Regions from separate parts of the Homo sapiens genome. Here region 2 is linked to region 1. Evidence: chromatin loops called from intact Hi-C (ENCODE). Cell type or tissue: Caco-2. All regions are shown on one strand. Each heading gives the region's core, and the rest is flanking DNA. Links, peaks and the distances in the headings are about the cores only.

What was found. Hi-C counts contacts between places; a loop is a spot of excess contacts. Peaks named below come from ENCODE experiments on the same cell type or tissue, not always from the same donor. Only the 100,000 strongest peaks of a DNase experiment are listed, where the experiment ranks them.
Region 2: it touches region 1 in a loop (4-fold over the local background); 9 of 110 quality-filtered maps call a loop at or near these places.

What each region holds. Positions count from the first base shown.
Region 1 is chr5:95,754,375-95,764,342 of GRCh38, reverse strand. RHOBTB3 (Rho related BTB domain containing 3) reads right to left here. Exons shown (of 12, transcript NM_014899.4): 6 at 8,582-8,947; 7 at 723-835. Among named protein-coding and RNA genes, the nearest start is that of RHOBTB3, 28 kb to the right of the region's middle. RefSeq lists an enhancer at 3,740-3,789. In Caco-2, for the core only: no CTCF peak of the experiment used is centred there; DNase peaks (open chromatin) are centred at 4,482 and 5,102.
Region 2 is chr5:95,660,241-95,670,208 of GRCh38, reverse strand. SPATA9 (spermatogenesis associated 9) reads left to right here. Exons shown (of 5, transcript NM_031952.4): 4 at 6,161-6,256. Among named protein-coding and RNA genes, the nearest start is that of SPATA9, 18 kb to the left of the region's middle. In Caco-2, for the core only: a CTCF peak has its summit at 5,898; no DNase peak of the experiment used is centred there.

The sequences.
Region 1 (9,968 bases), core at 1,133-9,132:
ACTGCCTTCCTCTCAAAAACTATTTGAGACTTAAATTGTGAGGAGTGAGAAGGCACCCTCTCTAATAACCTTAACTGTACCTGGACAAATTAAACAGCCTTTTATTCATGATATAGATTGTGTATTCCCAGAGCTCCAGGGGAATGTTTCAGAAGGCAGAATTCGCAAACGAGCATTTTAAAGACATGACTCACATGTATTTTAATTCTTACATAAATTAAAGTCTAAGATAGGGCCGAGTGTGGTGGCTCATGCCTGTAATCCCAGCACCTTGGGAGGCTACGGTGGGCAGATCGCTTGAGCCCAGGAGTTTGAGACTAGCCTGGGCAACATGGAAAAACCACGTCTCTACAAAAAATTTAAAAATTAGCCAGGTATGGTGATGCATATCTATAGTCCCAGCTCCTTGGGAGGCTGAGGTGGGAGATATCACTTGAGCCCAGGAGGTGGAGGCTGCAGTAAGCCAAGATCATGCCAACGCACTCCCACCTGGGCAACACAGGTCTCTGTCTCACACACACACACACACACACACACACAATCTAAGATACAAATAACCCATGTTTATGTTTTAAATATTTAAATGGTAAAATATACTTAAGGAAAACATTTACATTTATACAGTATTTGACTCTTCTAACGACTCAATTTTATATTCATCATAGTATGTGAGTTATAATTCAGAGGGTCAAAGTAAACTAACTTACAACAAATCAACTTACCTTTCCTGGTGTTTTTAAAATGCATTTAACTTTCTCGATTACATTTGAAACATCCCCAGAATCTTTCAACTTCTTCCTGATATCTTCTTCCAATTCTTCCCACTGAAAAGCACCTGTAAACAAATTAGTACATGCTGGATTTTTCTGTTAAATGAGGAAGTAACAAAAGTAAATCTCTTATTAAATACAACATTCCCTTTTTTTAGTGCTTTAATTTTTCTTTACCAGATATACATCCTTATAACTATACTAAAACATTTAAACAGTACTCACATTTCAAAACGATCAGTTTAACTTCCCCTAAATTATTTCTCAAAATCTGAAGTCTTCCTCCCCAGACTGCTGCTACCTCTCTGCAATAGGTGGGCAGCTAGTGATAACAGCAATGGTCAGAATATGAGTTCCCATGACAAGTGGTCCAGCACCCAAATTATTTACTTGCCCTGAGTAAAAAGGTAGATGTGGTCTTTCCCAAGGGTGAATTAAATCTTACCAGTTATGGGCAGCAGTGACTATCATCAGGTAGAGGAACATGCAGCAGCAACAGAATGCATTCAGAAGGTCTCAAGCATTGTCAGGGGCAGACTGGGATGCTTGAGAGCCAACTCTACAAAACCAGCCTGAGGAAGGGAGCTACTCGTCCACGTAGCTCATGTCATCGGAGCAAAATCACCCCACTGTCCTTTGCCTTTCCCTAGCCCACTTCAAAACTCTCTTCCTAGGCTCATTTCACTTCTCCCACTCTGTCAGCCTCTTTTCCTCTATGTCTTGCAAAATTCTTATTCTATGGTCAGCAAAAGCTGACCTTTTCCCCAAGGACTTCTCTTACTTGGTCTGCAGCAACTTCCTATCCAACCTCCCTGCTTCCTAACAGCCTTTTCCCCATCAAATCCATCCTATTACTCAAAGCTGGTGAGTTTTCAAAAGCACGAATCTGATCATGACATTCCAAGAGATTACACGCATCCATCCTATGATTTATAGAAGGTCCTATCTCATAAAAATATAATTCAAGAAGCCTAGTGTGGGCGGTATAGTTAGGAGACCTAGGATCCAGTTCTACCTCAGCTATTAACTACTAGTGTGATGAGTCACTTCACCTCTCTGGGTAATTCAAGACCCTTTTTTATCTGCTCTCAGTTCATTTCTTCTGATGTTTTCATTCCTGTATTCAGCACTCACCAGATGCCTTCATGGATATTGGGGAATGAGGCAGGCACATAAACACTTATTAAACCAATGAGATCAGGCAATTGCAGCCAGTCTGTACCAACTAAAACCAAATCCAATTGGAAGGGGCAGATTGCAAGTCCAGAAGCTCTCAGGCTCTTACAGCTGAGCCCTGCAGCACTAAGCACTAATGCATATCCTTTCAACTTCTCCCCACCTGGCCTTCCTAATACTTACAGTGTCTCCTGGGGGAGGGAGTCAAATGATATGTAGCATTTGCCATTTTTTGATGCTATCAACATGACATCACAGAACAAGGAAATGGGGATGATAAACACAACTGGGCTCTCACAAGCTGGTGCCAGCTCCAGCACACCACTGCTTCTTTCTGCCTTTGCTAGCTCTTTTTATGCTTTCACTGATTGCTCCCCTTCCTCCTCAAATTCTCAAAGCTGTGTAGTGTAGAAGAGCTCTATGATTTCTGTTTTTCTCTTTCTGCATGAATGCTTTTTAACTGTGTGGCCACATCCTCTTTTCCCATCTCATAAATTCTTGGGATTGTATGACCAGAAAATTTCATGTGCACACAAACATTAAAGTCAGTATAACAATGTGAGAGTGTAAGAACCCCTTAGAAGCCAATGGATCCCAGATCAATAAAATTACTCTATGCCAGTGATTATCAACCATACCTGTGTATTATAAATACCTGAGATCTTTTATAAAATACCATGAGAGGAGGTCTCATCTCCAGATCAAGTGAATTAGAATTTCTGGGCCTGAAGCCCCTGGCATCAGTGTTTTAAAATTCTCCCTGGTGACCCTAATGTGCATGGTATGCTGCTGACGGCCACTGCTTTCCCTTTAGAAATTTCAACCACTGAGTTCGAGACCAGCCTGGCCAACATGGGGAAACCCTATCTCTACTAAAAATACAAAAATTAGCTGGGCATGGTGGCGTCTGCCTGTAATCCCAGCTACCTGGGAGGCTGAGGCAGGAGAATCGCTTGAACCCAGGAGGCGGAGATTTCAGTGAGCCATGATCATGCCACTGCACTCCAGCCTGAGTGACAGAGTGAGACCCTGTCTCAAAAAAAAAAAAAAAAAAAAAGAGGAAAAAGGAAAGAAATTTCAGCCATTATCCAAACCCAGTGTTAGTGGTATGCAGGAAAGGGAACATGTAAGTATTTTTTATGTCTGCACTCATCCAATCTAAAGAAGAACATAAGTACTGTCTCTGTGTTCTTTTACATACTTATATATGTAAAAGTTACATTGTTATTTAAGTAAAAGCATATTAACTAAAAAACACCTATAAAATATCTCCATTCAGAAGATTATCTAAAAGCAAGCAAGCATCAAATAATCTAAATAGATGGAATCAGTAGCAGGTAAATCCCCACAGGCCACTGAACTGTCTGAGAACACACACAGGAAGAATCACTCACTGAAAATGAAAGTAAGACTAATTCTCAAGAGCACACTGCTGATTGGGCTGTTTTCATAATTAGAAACATTAATCAAGTCATCTTTGAGACTTTTAGGTCCTAATAAACCAGTAATCCTAAGGCTGGGACTTTCCTTTTATTTTTCCAGTGGTAAAAACATTTAACATCAGATTTACCCTCTTAGAAAACTTTAAGTATATAATGCGATATCATTAACAATAGGCACAATGTCATACAGCAGGTCTCCAGAACTTACTCATCTTGCATAACTTTACTGATTGATCAACTGCAGACAAGGGCAGGATGACATCTTGCATCACTGACTGGGATTTTCTTTAGTTAACTTCTTAAAGCACTGAATCCACTTAGACTTTTAGAGCGCATGGTATACTCATGTATACTAGGCTGTGTTTTTATGCAATACAGAAAAGGACATGCCACGGAATGATTCTAAGAACTGGAGAATGTAAACTGAAGATGAAAGCTTGCTTCCACATATTTGTCTACTCAGATGGCATTTCAATAAGTGATGTGAAACTCTAAGGGCCATCTGTGGCAGGAAGAGCTCAAAGCTAAATTCTTGAGGTTCTTACAAATACTTCACTTCCTAACCATCTGAGATCATATGACTCAAGAATGTGCAACCATAACACTGTATCAAGTATTATAAGAATGTTACAATTGTATGCCATGTAAGAATTACTCCCTGAAGACCAGGAAAGGGCTGGCTTCACTTATCACATTACTCCTCGTTCCTTAGGATTAGTAGTTAAGTACTTATACATTATGCAGTGTTTGTTGTTATTCAATAGAAAACTAACGTATACAAAACAGATATACCTTGACTGTGTCTACTGAATCAAAAATTTGAATAGGAATAGATAGGTGTAAAATGTTAACCGGACTGTTGTTAAACAGGTCGCTCCTAAATAACGAACCAAATGTTCATGGTGACATAACACACACCAAATTTCAAATTCCTAAAGGTTAAAAAAAGCATGTTATTTAAAAAGAATTAAGATATTCTTTGTAATCTGGTTCTTTAAAAAAAAAAAAAACAAGGACAGGAGATAGGCTTATTATAACTCTCTAGCCCGTGTTTGCTCAAGGCAAATATTCCTGAGCACATGATGGAGTTCAACCTCTGCTTTACCAACCCATCTGATGGGAACACAAACAAACAACTCCTGTCTTCAATGGTTCTCTAGCATAACCCAAGGGCAGACCACAGCACTTCTGTGGGAAAACCACTGCATAACTGTGCCTTAACACTTGTATTCTATTCACAGGTTTAAAAATGTTAAAACAAAAACAAAACAAAACAAGCCTGGCCCATTTACTGAAGTCTCTGAGAAAAACGTAGGTTTAAAATTTTTGTTTGATTTGATTACAAAATACATTTTTTCAAAAACAGTGTCACTTATTCATACACAAACAAATGACTAGAGGATCAAACAAAGCAATAAATGTTTAAACATTTTCTGTTGATAGTGGAATCTGGGTAAATTTTTTTCTCTTAATTTTCAGCATTTTTCAAAATTGTCTTTTCTGTGCAAATACAGCTTTGATATCTCTTTTTAACATAATGTAAATGAAACTTTTCCTTGAGCCAGAGGTTGTAATCTGTAAATAATTAAAGAATAATAAATAGATACCTGCAGAACCAGTTATTTTCCCTTTTCCTTAACCAGCATCTGGATCTCTGCAGCCCCGGGTCAATGGCCCGTGCCCCTGCTCAGACCAGACAGCACCTCCGGCTTTGGCCGTGACGTACAAGGAGAGATCACAGCCGAAATGGGACGGGTCAGTGTCAGGTTAAGAAGCCAGGACTCTGAACTGGTTGAAGACCTGTAGCTCAGCAGGCTCTCCACACCATCATGCCTGCCTGCCCTCCGATCCCTATTCCAGGCTTACTTAATTTCCACCCAACCACTAGGCATCCATTTTTCCTCGCGTCAGGGACACACAGGGCACTGAGAGCCCCAGTTCTGAATAGCACTGCATCAGTCAGCCTTACAGCTCACCCCATTTTTACTTTGAATCCTAAGCTGTTAACTTGGTAGCCTTCCTGGGCCTCTGCACTGAATTCTAGGCCCTAGTTTGCTGGTTTTGGCTGGTTCCCAGTTCTTCCAAAAGCAGGTATTCCAGCTGCTTCTGGCAGTCCAGAGATCCAGCACCACCTCGGAGACTACTGGAAATGCAGAATCTCATGCCCCACTCCAGGTAACTGAATCAGAATCTCCACAGGAACAAGATCCTCAGATGATCTGCACACACTTTAAGGTTTGAAAAGCACTGGTCTAGACGATGAAGGGCCAATGGCAGGGCCACCCACTGTCTGAATGTTGGCCTTCCTGAGGCTGATCGCCAGAGTAATGGGACCTCCTGATTGAATGCCTGTCTTGGCCGCACTGTTCCACCCTGCAACCACAACCAGAGATGAGCTTTCTAAAGCCCAGTCTGATCATGCTTAAAACTCTAGCACAAGTCTAAGAGCAGCAGGAACAGCTTCCACAGGCCTTGCCCACCTCATCACCCACCAGCCATCACCTTTCACTCTACGCTCCAGCCATGGGAAACGGCCTGTGATCCCTGGAAAGCAGCAGATACCTAGGATTACACTTTTATTAATCAAATGTCCCCAGAATATTAATCTCTTTCAAACAGTATCAGAATGAGTGCATAAAAAAATTACAACAGGTAAATGACTCCGGGGAAAGGGTCTAGGGTAGAAGGATAACTTTTTTCTTTTCTTTCTCTTTTTTTCCATCTGCCTGTATTAATTTTGCAATTAAATAAAGCACTCCCCCTAGGAGAAAGCTAGGCAGGATCAGCCACTGGAGATACATCTAGCTATTTTACTGCTACTATGTTAAAAAGGATATAAGACGTCAGAGTGCTCATATGCCTTTGAAAGTAGTCAATAATAATTGTGGAAGCCTACTGAATAATTCATGTAATTTCAACAGAAAATTATCATACAAAAGTCACATCCCTCACAGTTCCTTAAACATATGATTAAAAACATCTTTTTTCTCTTAACATGTAAACATGTTAGTTTTTCAAAATCTTAAATTCTGAACTGTGACATTCTAAGTTTAAACGTCAAAATCTATAGTACTAAATGAAGTCTTTAAATAGTTTGGCTTACTGATATGATGATGCCCGGCTACTGGAGCCTACTCTTTAATTCAACTAAAACTTACAGAGAACCCGTTGAAGGCAATGTGCTGGGTGTGTGCTGTACAGGTGCTTAATTTATGCTTTTTCCAAGCCAATATTTCACTAACCTAGCACCACATTCTACTCCAATATGTATTTTTTATCCACATAAATCTGCGTGCTGCAACTGTACTTTTCAAAATCATAATTTAAGTTTTAACTTATAAAATTACATGACCACAAACCACATGAACAAAGTAATACCTTATTTTTAACATCAATTACTTAAATAAAGGCTGCCCCAAATTTCCCTACCTGTATGAAATGATACTTGCCTTGCAAACCTTAAACTTTTTGTCTGTTCCCAATTAGGCTTTACTTGAACCCTAAAAACAAATTAATTATAAATGTTTCTCCAGACACACTGCAGAGCAGGAGTGACCTTAGCCTAACAGGTTATCGCTACATGATTTGAAGTGGGTAAAGAAAATTAAAGACAGGAGTTCTGAGAAAACTTATATTTAGATGCTTACATTAAAATTCATTTTACATCTGTTCTTTTCCACTCTTACATGGGACACTTAGATGTAAGACCTTCAATTCATTTGCTAAAATGACTCAGATAGAACTTCCATCTTTAAAATATAGTTGCTACTGAGTTTTTAAAAGGGCAAAGAGAAAAATACTTGATAAGCTAAATCTTAAAAAGAAAGGGCACAGTAAGGAAAAAAAAAAGTAACGTCTATGATAGTCATAGCCAAAGTTAATTAGACCTCAACTAACACTGGATATTGATTTCCAGTCCGTAAGCTGAATGCAATTCTCTCTTTCACGCCCTACAAAACCTAAGAGTCAAACCGAAGAGTGAATAGCTAGGTTTTAAGGTGTAGACACTTGATTTCATTTACTCTTGGAATATTTTATGTCTTTAAAACTAAATTGGACAATAAATTCTCACATTTCATATTTTGGATGTTTTTTAAAGAAATAAAATATTAACATACTTGTTTGGCAGATTATGGTTTTTACAAGTAGATTTAAAACCAAGGCAAATACAAAAACATATGAAAAGATGCTTGATATCACTAATCATTAGGGAAATGCAAATCAATACCAGAATTAGATACCACATCAAACCCATTAAGATGGCTACTATTAAAAAAAATAAACAGCAAGTGTTGGCAAGGATGTGGAGAAATTGGAACCCTTGTGCACAGTTTGTAGGCACATAAAGTGGTATAGCTAGTGTGGAAAACAGTATGGCAGTAAAAAATCAAAAACAGAATTACCATGTGATCCAGCAATTCCACTTCTGTGTATATATGCAAAAAATAAAATAAAAGCAGAGTCTCAAAAGAGATATTTGTACACTATGTTCACAGCAGCATTACTCACAATAGCTAAAACAGTGGAAGCAACCCAAGCGTCCATGGATGAATGAATGGGTAAACAAAATGTGGTCTATATGTACTACAGAATATTATCAACCTTAAAAGGAAGAAAATCCTGATACATGCCACAACTTGGATGAACCTTTAAGACATTATGCTAAGTAAAATACATCAATCACAAAATGACAAATACTGTATGATTCCACTTACATGAGGCACTTAGGAGAGTTAAAATCACAGAGACAGAAAGTAGAATGGTGGCTGTCAGGGGCTGGAAAGAGGTCGGAATGGGGAATCATCGTTTAATGGGTATAGAGTTTCAGTTTTATAAGATGCAAAGAATTATGGACACGGATGGTGGTGATAGTTACACAACATTATGAATGTGTTTAATTCCACTGAACTGTGTTCTTAAAAATGGTTAAGATGGTAAAATTTATGTTCTATGTATTTTACCACAATAAAATGAAATTGATAGGGAAAAGATGAGGCAAGTACATTTGTAAGGAAAACAGAAAGCTTGGACCAATTCTTATATATAAAGCAAATAATATTTCATGTATAATCTTAATCTCAGATGGTAGGTAAAGACCACTGTAAAACTAACCAGTACCCTTGAGTGTCACAGGCACATTTCATTTCCAAAGCTTATGAGATTGTAAGTAACCAGAACCACTTGACAAGATACCTGAATAAATGAAGCGAAGGATGTCTGATAAACAAGAACAGAAGAGGGCGTCTTTAACAATGACTCGTAATGGTGGGTTGCCTGAAGATTCATGGCTAGCACCTGGAAATGCAGTATCTCTGTTTATAGCAAAAAGATCCTGGGTAGTTCGGATGATACTGGAATCCTGAATGTCAGTGGGACTCTTCACATTGAAAAGCAGCATGAAAACATGGCTTACAGCGCAGAGAACGATCTTGTGGGCCTCTACAACTTTCTTTAAATTGGGGTTGTAAAATACCACGTCCACACACTGGCAGCAGAACAGCAAGTTATTTAAGTCAGAGTTATAATGTGACGCTTCAGCCTTTAAGACAGGCATTTTTTCTGTTTTGAAAAAGAAAATAAAAATAATAAACTCCTTTCAGGTTTACAGACCCAACAATTTCATGTTTACTTTAAATATAATTGTATAATATTTTAAAATATTATTAGGTTAAAGCATAAGAAACAGCCAATATTTAACCATTTTTTGATGCACAAAAACAGCGATTTTCTACTACTGCTTAACCTAATTTATAAACATATATAAACTAATTATTCAGGAACTGTAGAATGTTATAACACAGACACACAAATACTATGTTTATTTACATTTTATAGAGCAAATGAAAAACCCACTAATGACGTACGGAACAATAAAATAACATTTCTTCTTACTTGTGTGTCCCAAAATAAAACAAGCCGCCAAATACTGAACTTTAGTATTTCACAGTCATCCTTCTTTACTTTTACCTTTGATTTTAAAAATTCAAAGTACTGAATAAGTTCCAAAGAACCCAATCTCACATCTGAAGTCCTTTTCCTCCTGGGACCAGAAGTAGAGGTAGAGGGCTGAGCTGTTAAAATTGTGCAACTTCTCAGAGTCAAGGCTCAGAGTCTTGAACTCGATCGTTTGAAAACATTGTGACCCCTTTATTTGGATTCCAAAACTAGCATTTTTTCCTTCTAGTAAAACACTTCAGCAAAAGTGCTAACTCAGCTCCCTAATTTCTAAAAGAGAATATAACCTTCAGTTTACTAGTTTGATCACCAACAAAGAGAGATGAGCCCTCAATCAACTCAGAATACCTACACTCCAGGCCCTCACCACAGACCCTAACTGTAAAACATCTGCCATCTCATTTTTATCCAGAGGAGCTGAGGAAAGTGACATTTGTGAAGGGTTGTTTGAAGGGTATGCAACCGTCTAAATCAGTAGAATTCAAACTTCTTTAGCAATAAAAATGCTTGATTCCAAAGCAAACCCCAGCCTATAAAACAGATAATAACGAAGTCCTTTGGAGGCCAGGCTCTCCCTGCACTGTATTCCAGTCCACCCTCCTCCCTTCTACTGCCTGTGGCCCCT
Region 2 (9,968 bases), core at 1,391-9,390, 94 kb after region 1:
GGCTCAGGAGCTCCCTCTGCCATCCACCCGGGCCTTTCTGATTGGATGTTCAGCTCTAGAGCATGCTTAATATGTCATAGCGTATTGAAATGTTGTGCCAAATAGAAGCCTCCCAAAGACCCAACCGGCAGGAATGGCCTAAAGCGATTCTAATGGCCTGAGACATGTGCACAGATGGTTGGGGTCAAGCCTTTCCAGCTTGCCACCTTGTTAGAAGAGGGTTCTTTTGTACTTGGCTCTATGGATGCTGAATAAAATTATTCCTCAAACCCCTCCAGGTTCTGCAGGAATGAGACTGCAGTGATAGAATTGTGGCTAGTTCTATAAAAAGCCTCAGGAATGGAAAACTCTTAGTAGAGAATTTCCTGGTAGTTTTCAACATCTCCAGTGCCAGTATTTACAGAATGGTGCATCTGCTTAGCCTTGTGAGTTGCCTGCCTGAGTTGAGTCCGCAGCTGCTCTAGGCTGCAGTGACCTAGATAATCGCCTTGAATGCTGACTTCAGCCAAGACACGTCAGCTCCCAGACATCATTGTTGATTCTGGCAGGCCAATGCAGAGCCACAGGACCAAGAGCTCTTCCTGTGATAGACTCATCCCTATAATGGCATTAGAGTTGACTGTTTTTACTTTGTATGCATACTGCGGCATGGTATAGAATAAGATAGGGACCAAAGTGAAGAAAATCCTCAGCGTTTACAATGCCTGGGCTGTAAGGTGGATCCCAGTGAACTCGTGTTCTTTTTTCAGGATAAGGATCAGAAACTTACCTATGTAAAGTTTCTTCCTTACCCCACCCTCTAAGTTAGACTCCAATTTGGGGTTTAAACTATAAACCTCATAAATATCAGGAAGTTCTGTAGGTCCCACATGGGCCTGCCATGAGGCTAACTTGGCTGGTATAATCTAGACCCGGGGAAAGAGGATATTTCCTAGATAGAACTCCTGGGCTCTTGAAGACATACAGTACTCCTCCACGTTGGCAAAGGGATTAGGACATTTGAGCCTTTACAGGACCACCGGATTAAAAGCTTGTTTAAGAACAATGTTCTACAGAATGTTAACACTGGGGTTAATAAAGTCAGGTAGCTTTCTTTAAAGTCAGGAGTCTTTCCTGTATTCAAAGGTGTTGTGAGTTGCTAAGTAAAGACACATTTGTGCAGCTTTTCCAAACTTAACAGGAATACTTTATTTCCTGGACCTCTCTATAAGTAGCAGTCAGTGTTTCCTGCAACATTTGTCTGAGAGTTAGAACTTCCCCTATGACTCCCCTTGTAACTCTCGTCAGGGTGGTTTTGGACAATGTAAACTACATGGGGCCTGGTAATTCTCCAACCTTCAGGTCATGTATAAGTGAATCTTTACTGCTCACTGTTGGGTTTTTTGTGTGATTTATCTCAATAGTGAAAATAAGATGAACACACATACTTCTTTTATGAGATAAGGCAGTCAAAATTCTGTGGAAAAAGTTGAATTAAAGGTTCAAAATGTTTTTACTGCTCAAATATCCATATATTTTACATGTTTTACATAACCAAATTTAAAAAGAAATATATGAACATAACATTGATACCAAGACATTTTTTAACTCAAATATGCACATAAAGTGAAATTAATATAACAAGGTTGAGATAAAAATTTTGAAATAGGCCAAGATCATCTAAAGACTGCCACTTACCAAATTTCTCCTGTTTTTTCTCTTAGCTTTTACCATACACTATTTCTGCTCAAAGCAAGACAAAAATGAAACAGCATGGTTTATAATATGAAAAACATGTTTTTTAAGTGAATCATAAAGTTGAAAAATGGCTACTTGCCAGGAGCCACATATATTTTGGAGGAAATATATTTTCTTGTTACAGGAATAAAAAGTAATTATTAAAAGCATTAAAATATTTAAATATGACCCTTAAACAATATAAAGATTAATTATTCAGAAGCATACCATATATCAAGTACATAATTTATTTTGAAACTAATCAGCTTTAATTACTTTTAGGTGAAGGACAAAACCTGAGAAAGAAAGATGTAATAAAACAGAAAGAGTAATTTCTCATGTAGACACCCGTACTAGTCCATTCTTGCACTTCTATAAAGAAATACCTGAGTCTGGGTAATTTATAAAGAAAAGAGGTTTAATTGGCTCATGGTTCTGTAGGCTGTATAGGAAGCATGGCAGCATCAGCTTCTGGGGAGGCCTCAGGGAACTTACAATCAAGGTGGAAGGCAAAGGGGAAACCAGCACTTCACATGGCTGGAACAGGAGGAAGAGAGAGAGGTGGGAGAGGCCATACACTTTTATACAACTAGATATCATGAGAATTCACTATCCTGAAGACAGCACCAAGGGGGGATGGTGTTAAACCATGAGAAACTGCCCCCATGATCCAATGACCTCCCACCAGACCCACCTCCAGTATTTGGGATTACCTTTCAACATGAGATTTGGTGGGGACACAGATCCAACCCATACAACACAACTTTTATTTTTATTGTATATGGCCTACCAATGATTGAACATGGACCTCCCACTGTGAATTCATATATTCACAAGCTTAAGAACCTTTTCACTCTGCTAGGAGGTATATCTGCTTTTCTTCCTCCTAGAGAGTCTGCTCTCTACTTGTATATTTGTCTCCGTGTAGCCTAAAAGTGGGATTCAAAGGCATGCTATCAATTTGATTCTTTCTAGAGAGAAAAAGCAGCAGCTGCTTCATTTCCTGGAAACTCTTTCCAGAAGCCAGGAATTCTGGGAAATGCTGCAGGTGACCTATGGAGGGAGTGGGCAGAAACTTTCCCTACCTATCCCTACATCTAGGAGTTAGTACGGCCCGAAGAGAAAGGAGGAAGAAAGAAAACAGCCTTTCCCCAACCCCCAGCACCCCCACCCCCCCACTCTTAGCTACTAGGCTAGATCCTATTCTTGGTTTCCTTGTTCTGTAAATCACTTAAGAGGGAAGAAGGAAATTGCAGTGGGCATTTTTGTTCTGCATTCAGTAGTGGCAGCACTAAGCGAACACTGAGCATACTAGAACAGGATGTACACATATTTTAATAATTTCATTTACAAAATACCATATGTACTTTCAACCTAACATAGAAAATATAGAAAACAAGAAAGAATTTAATTTCTCTGAACCTGTGTTCTTATTTCATAGGTTTGTTAGAGGATAAAATGAGAGAATGCAAGGAAAGCCAGTAGAATAGAACCTAGCATGTAATGAGTGTTCTACAAATGTTAACTATACAAAGCCACATAACTAAATCATAACAGCAATTAAACTTTTGGTGCATTTCTGTCCAAACTTCTTTCTATGCAATGTTAATTGTGTTTAATCATAAAAACATGGGATGTAGAATTTTTAAGCTTTATACTGAAGTATACAGAATAGTGCACAAATTAAGTGTATAGCTCCATAAATTTTCATAGATTGAACACATCTTGGTAAGCAGCACTCAAGAAATCTCATGATGCTGCTGCCTTACAGTCACTAATTCTCACCCTTGCTAGGATAATTGTTTCCTTTTCTTCCAACAGCATAGTTTGGCTTGTTTTTGTATGTTATATAAATGGAATCAATCATACTTGTTATGCTTACTATTTTGAACCTTGATCTTTCTCTATTATTATTACTATTATTAATATTCCCTCTCTAATAAGGGACTATTAATGTCCCTTAATACTACCCATGCACAGACATTTTACTAAAAATTTTACAAGCATTTTCTTATTTTTACAGCAAATCTATGAGATAAACATTAGCTATTATTCTCAATTTGGAGATGAGGGAAACAAAGCTTAGAGGAAAGAATTAATTTGTCCAAGATTTCATTACTCAAGAACTCTGGGGCTAGAAATTAACTACATCTATTTACTCCAGAGTCCATCCCTGTAATGCAGTCCTTTACCACTCTTCATGAGCAGTAGTGTATCCCAAGGCAGCGTAGCTTAATGATCAGGTTAACAACTTGGGCCCTGGAGTACTATTTCCAGTTTAAACCTCACTTTGCTACTTATCAGCTATATTACCAGGGGCAAGTTGCCTACTTTTCTTTTTTCTGCTTTCCAGTTGTGGAATGAGGATAATAATAATACCAACTTCATAGGATTGTTTTAAGAATTAAATGTGAATACTTATAAAGTACATTGAACAGGACCTGGTAGACAGTGCCATGTAAGTGTTCGTTCAACAAAAAGTTATCACGTGTTCTTCAGAAGTACCTTTTATTTATTTATTTTGAGATGGAGTTTTGCTCTTGTTGCCCAGGCTGGAGTGCAATGGCATGATTTCAGCTCACTGCAACCTCTGCCTCCCAGATTCAAGCGATTGTCCTGCCTCAGCCTCCCAAGTAGCTGGGATTACAGGCATGCGCCACCAGGCCTGGCTAATTTTTGTATTTTTAGTAGAGATGGGGTTTCACCATGTTGATCAGGCTGGTCTCCTGACCTCAGGTGATCCACCTGCCTTGGTCTCCCAAAGGGCTGGGATTACAGGTGTGAGCCACTGTGTCCGGCCCAGAAATACCTTTTAAAAGGCTGCATACTATTCACAATAGCCTGGATATAGAATCAACCTACGTGTCCAACCACAGGTGAATGGATAAAGAAAATGTGGTTTATATACACAATTGAATACTATTTAACCATTAAAAAGAATTCTGTCATTTGTGATGGCAAGGATGAATCTGGAGATCACATTAAATGAAATAAGCCAGGCACAGAAAGACAAGTACCACATGATCTCACCCACACGTGAAATTTTAACAACTACAACAACAAAAAGTTGGTACATAGAAGCAGAGAGGAGAACAGTGGTTACCAGAGACTAGGTAGGGAAAGGGGAAAAGGGAAGGATGGTGAGAGGTTGTTAAATGGGTACAAAATTACAATTAGATAGGCAGAATAAATTCTGGTGTTCTACTGCGCAGTAGGGTGACTACGGTTAACAGTAAAATATTATGTATTACAAAATAGCTAGAAGAGAGGATCTTTTAATGTTCTCACCACAAAGAAATGATAAATGCACAATGTGATACAGATGCTAACTACCCTGATTGGATCATTATATAACATAGACTTCTATGGGAACATCAAATTGTACTCCTTAAATATGTACCATTACAATGTGTCAATTAAAAATACATAAAAGGTTTGAAAAAATAAAAAGATTGCATAATATACCACTGAGTGGATATAACATAATTTTCCTAACTATTCTGGAATCATTGTTTTAGTTTTTTCAATGTTATAACTCTTTAATCAACGATCATTGTTTTAGTTTTTTCAATGTTATAACTCTTTAATGAACGTTGTCTAATGAACATTATGTGCATGTTTTTACCATGCATTTATATGATTTTATCAGCTACAGCCTGTACCTTTTGGAAGTTCATCGAAGCCATTAAGTTGCTTGGCTCTTACTTCAGAGGAGCCTGGCTAACTGTCACTTCACTGCTGAATGGAAAGGGAATGTATTTCCTAAAGTCCTCATTTCATACCCTGCTCAAGGCAACAAAGGTGGCCCATGAGACAGTATAACTAAGTATGTTAAGCTGATATGTTTCAGGCCGGTACACCTACTGCCAGAAACTAGAAACACAGGAGAGGCAACTTCATTATTGGTGTTAAACTTCTCTGTGTTTCATAAGAGCCTGTTGCATATGAGCACAGAACATTTTCTGAAGCTTAATGATCATCTAAGGTTAATGCTCGCCTTCAGCAGTCTCATGATTAACATTTCCAAGCAGGTCATTAATCTCTAGGAAAAGCTTATTATTTTGATTGCTGTTTACTTAATTGAGGTTGTGAATAATTAGTAAAGAATGATTACATGAATTTTAACAAAGGAAAGACTGTTTTTCTAATATGCACAGCAGCACCTCCTAGTGTGCACAGTTGGTAATTGGCAAAAATTAGTCATTTAGATCGCAGAAATGCAAGATTTTTATAGATTTGTCACAGGTTTTGATTAGCACAAGAAACTGTCTTCTTGTTAAAAAAGGAAAAATAATTTTCACAATGTGAAAAAGCCCAGATAGCTCTAAAGTAGATGACTTTCTTTAGAAAAAAATAAATTCTCATTTTACAGTAACATTGTACAATATGACATTGAAACACTGAAAATGTTTGTTTATTAAGAAAATCTTTTCTGTTTTTGCAGGTCAGAAAGGGTTCTTTGTTTGAAATCATCTCCTTTCCAGCAAAGACTGCTTTAACTAGCATAATATATGCTTCATATGCAGCACTAATTTATTTGGTAAGTTAAGAAAATTATTAGAATCTAGAAATAAATCTACTTATTTTGTGTAATGTTAATAATACTGTGCAATAGTATACTGTACAATATTTAATGTTACCATTCACAGTCTCGTTACACAAAACAATTTTATATTAAAAATTTCCTTTTCTGATGAGCCAGGTCAATCCACCAAAACCCAGTTTGCTTAAATAACTAAAATTTTATTTTCATAAAGTTTATTACCACTTGAATATTTTTGGTCAAGAATTTTTAGTTTTACTGTTATTTAGCTACAGTTGTTTTTTTCAGCCATTGTACCATGGTTGGCTAAAGTTCAGTATTCTAACATTTGGGGTTTCTCACTTTGGGGAACGCAGGTATTAGTGTATTTTGGATTACAAGTGCTGTGCATGAGAAAAATATAAAAGATTTTTTAATTATAAGGGTTTTATTTTCTATTAATAGCCACTTAAAAAAACTGTAACACACAAAAAGGAAAGTGTACAGCTTAATGAATTATCACAAAATCTATTAAGCTCTATACTACCCAGGTCAAGAAACAAAACATTACCATAATTCCAGAAGCCTCTTTCTTGCCCCTCACAATCACTACCCTTTCCTATACAGGATATCACTATTTTGACTTGTAATACTACTGATAGTTTGACTGCTTGAATTCTATATAAATAAAGTCATATAGTATGTATTCTTTTGTGTTTGTCTTTTGCCCAACACTGTTTTAAGATCATTCACTGCCTGTAGCAGTAGTTTGTTCATTTTCACTGCTGTGTAGTATTCAACTGATTGACTGTATCAACATTTATTTATCCATTCTACTGCTGATGGACATTTGGATTATTTCATTTTGGCTACTATGAATAAGGTTGCTATAAATATTCCTGTACATATCTTTTGGTGAAACTGCTAGGCCATAAGGTATGCATGTGCTGATACCTAGTAGATATTGCCAAAGAGTTTTCTAAAATGGTTTTTTAACAATTAACACAAATCTCAGTTTTAAGTCCAAGTTGCTCCACATCATTACTGACAGTATTGTCAATCTTTTCCATTTTAGCCATTTTTGTGGGCATGTAGTATAATCACATTGTGGTTTTAATTTGCATCACATTGTGGTTTTAATTTGCATCTCCTTGGCTATTAATGAGATTGAGTACCTCTGCATATATTAGTTGGACATTTGGATATCCTCTTTGTTAATTTCTGTTAAAATCTCTTCTTGCTTTTCTATTGAGAGATGTCTTTCTTAAAACAATTTTTGATTTTTACTTTAAAAAACATATTCTAGGAGCCTGTCCTTTTTTGATTATATATGGACAAATTTCTTCTCTTACTCCGTGACTTGCCTTTTCATTCTTTTAATAATGTCTTTTAAGGAAGAAATTCTTAGCCAGGCATGGTGGTGTGTGCCTATAATCCCTGCTACTCAGGAGGCTGACGGGGGAGGCTGAAGCAGGAGGATACCTTGAGCCCAGGAGTTTGAGACCAGCTTGGGCAAAATAGTGAGATCCAGTCTTAAAATAAATAAAAGCATATCATAATTTTAATGTCATCCAATTTATTAATCTTTTCCTTTATCTTACGTGCTTTCTGTGTCAAAGAGAATCTTGACTTACACCTAAGGTCATGAAAATATTCTCCTGTTGTATTCTAGAAGCTTTGTTAGTTTACCTTTCACGTTTAGATTTATAATCCATCTGGAACTAATATGAGGTAAGAGTCAAATTTTTCCCCATGAGTATCCAATTAATCTATTTTTTCTTTAAAAAAAGCCCTTTTTCTATTGTCCTAGAATACTCTTTTTTGCATAAATCAAGTGTCCTTTATGTGTAGGTCTGTTTATGGATTCTCTGTTCTATTCAGTTGGTCTATTTGTCTATTCTTGTACCAATTGAGCACTGTATTAATTACAGGAGCTTTATATCTTAATAACTGGGAGAATAAGTCCTCTTTCCGGTTCATGAATATAATATATCCTTCTACTTATTTTGATATTCTTTAATTTCTTTTAATCATTTTTATGTTTTTTTGTTAGCATTCTTACACATTTGTTAATATATCAAAACATACAAGAAGTCCCAATTAAGAGCCAAGCAGGTGTGTGCATGTGTGTGTGTATGTGTGTGTATGTAAGTTGACTAGATAGTTCTAAAATATATAGGGAAGTGCATAGGGTCAAGAATAGCTAAATATCCTTGAAAAAAGGTAGAACTTACTTTTAAACATATTAATTCAGTTTTTTAAAAACTAAATTTATCAACTATTTTGCCACTGTTTTAAATTTTCAAGAAGTGCTCAATATTTTAAATGTGAATCTTATACAAAATTGGCATTCAACTAAGCTAGGATGTAAATACATTGCACAAAATGAACAGGATGACATGTCTATGGGGAAATAAAAACTAGACTAACACAAAAATTAGATTTCAATTTCTCAAAGGCTGTTGAAATCATCTCACACAATTTATCACGCCATGAACTTTATAAGCAGGTAATAGAAACAAATTTTTGGTGATCTGATAATTGGTCATATATGTATCTAAGGCCTGGGAGAGGTCAGGTTACAATTTTGGTTTTGAAAGCAATATATATGTTAGATGTTAATGTCCTACGAGTGGAACCATATCAAGAGAAAAGACAGGTAAGTCAACAGAAATATGAAGAACAGCAATATTTAAGTGAGCTAAAAAAGAATCCATTTGGGAGACAAGAAGCAACAATCAGAAAGGCAGAAAGAAAATCAGGAGAAATAGTGCCAAGGAAATAGACTCAGGATGTTGTGAGTAGTTAAGTGTCAAATACAAGCAGAAAAAGTCAAGTAAAATGAAGATTTGAAGTGTCCATTAGATATAGTAGTAAAGATGTCAAGGTTAACCATCTCAAAAATGATTTCAGCGGCATAACTGGATAAGGAAGACAGAAATAAGCAGGTTTCAGAGTGAACAGAAGGTAATAACGTGGAAACAGACTCTGGTTTGACTAAGAAGACAGAGTGTGTAGCAGTCAATAGAGAAGCAGATTCCCAGAGATTTTTAATTTTTAAATATTAGGATGGAAGATACTCAAGTATGTTATAAATTGCAGGGGAAGATCCAGTCAAGAGTAAAGAGGCTGAAGAGACAAGGAATAATTGATAGAGAAGATGGTAGGATGTAGGTTAAAAACAAAGATAGAAGGATACTGACCTTGATCAAGACCGTTCATTCCTGAGACTGGGAAAAAGGTGGTTAGAATGTGCACAAATATAATTTTTTGTTGGTGAGGGAGGAGAGAATGTTTCAAATAGGATAGAACTTTCCAACCTTTTTTGCAACATGAATTCACAGAGAATGATCATATTTTGGATAAATGGATGAGGCTGTTTACAGCTAAAGGTCATGACTTTAAAGGTTTCTAGTGCTGGGTCTGGATACATAAAAGTGCAAGTAACAAAGGATATCTGAATGACAGTATCTTAATCGATAAAGATACTTAAATATCTTAATTATAAGTTGGGAGTTAGGCAATTCCCAGGTTTGTACAATTAGGTCCAACATGTTATCAAAGCCCAGGTCTGAATGTCCGTGCTTCCCCCAAATTCTTATGTTAAAATCTAATCCCAAGGTGGTGGTATTAGCAAGTGGGGCCTTTGGGAAGTGATTAGGTAATGAGAGCAGAGTCCTCATGAATGGGATTAGTGCCCTTAGAAATGAGGCCTGAGACAGCTGCCTTG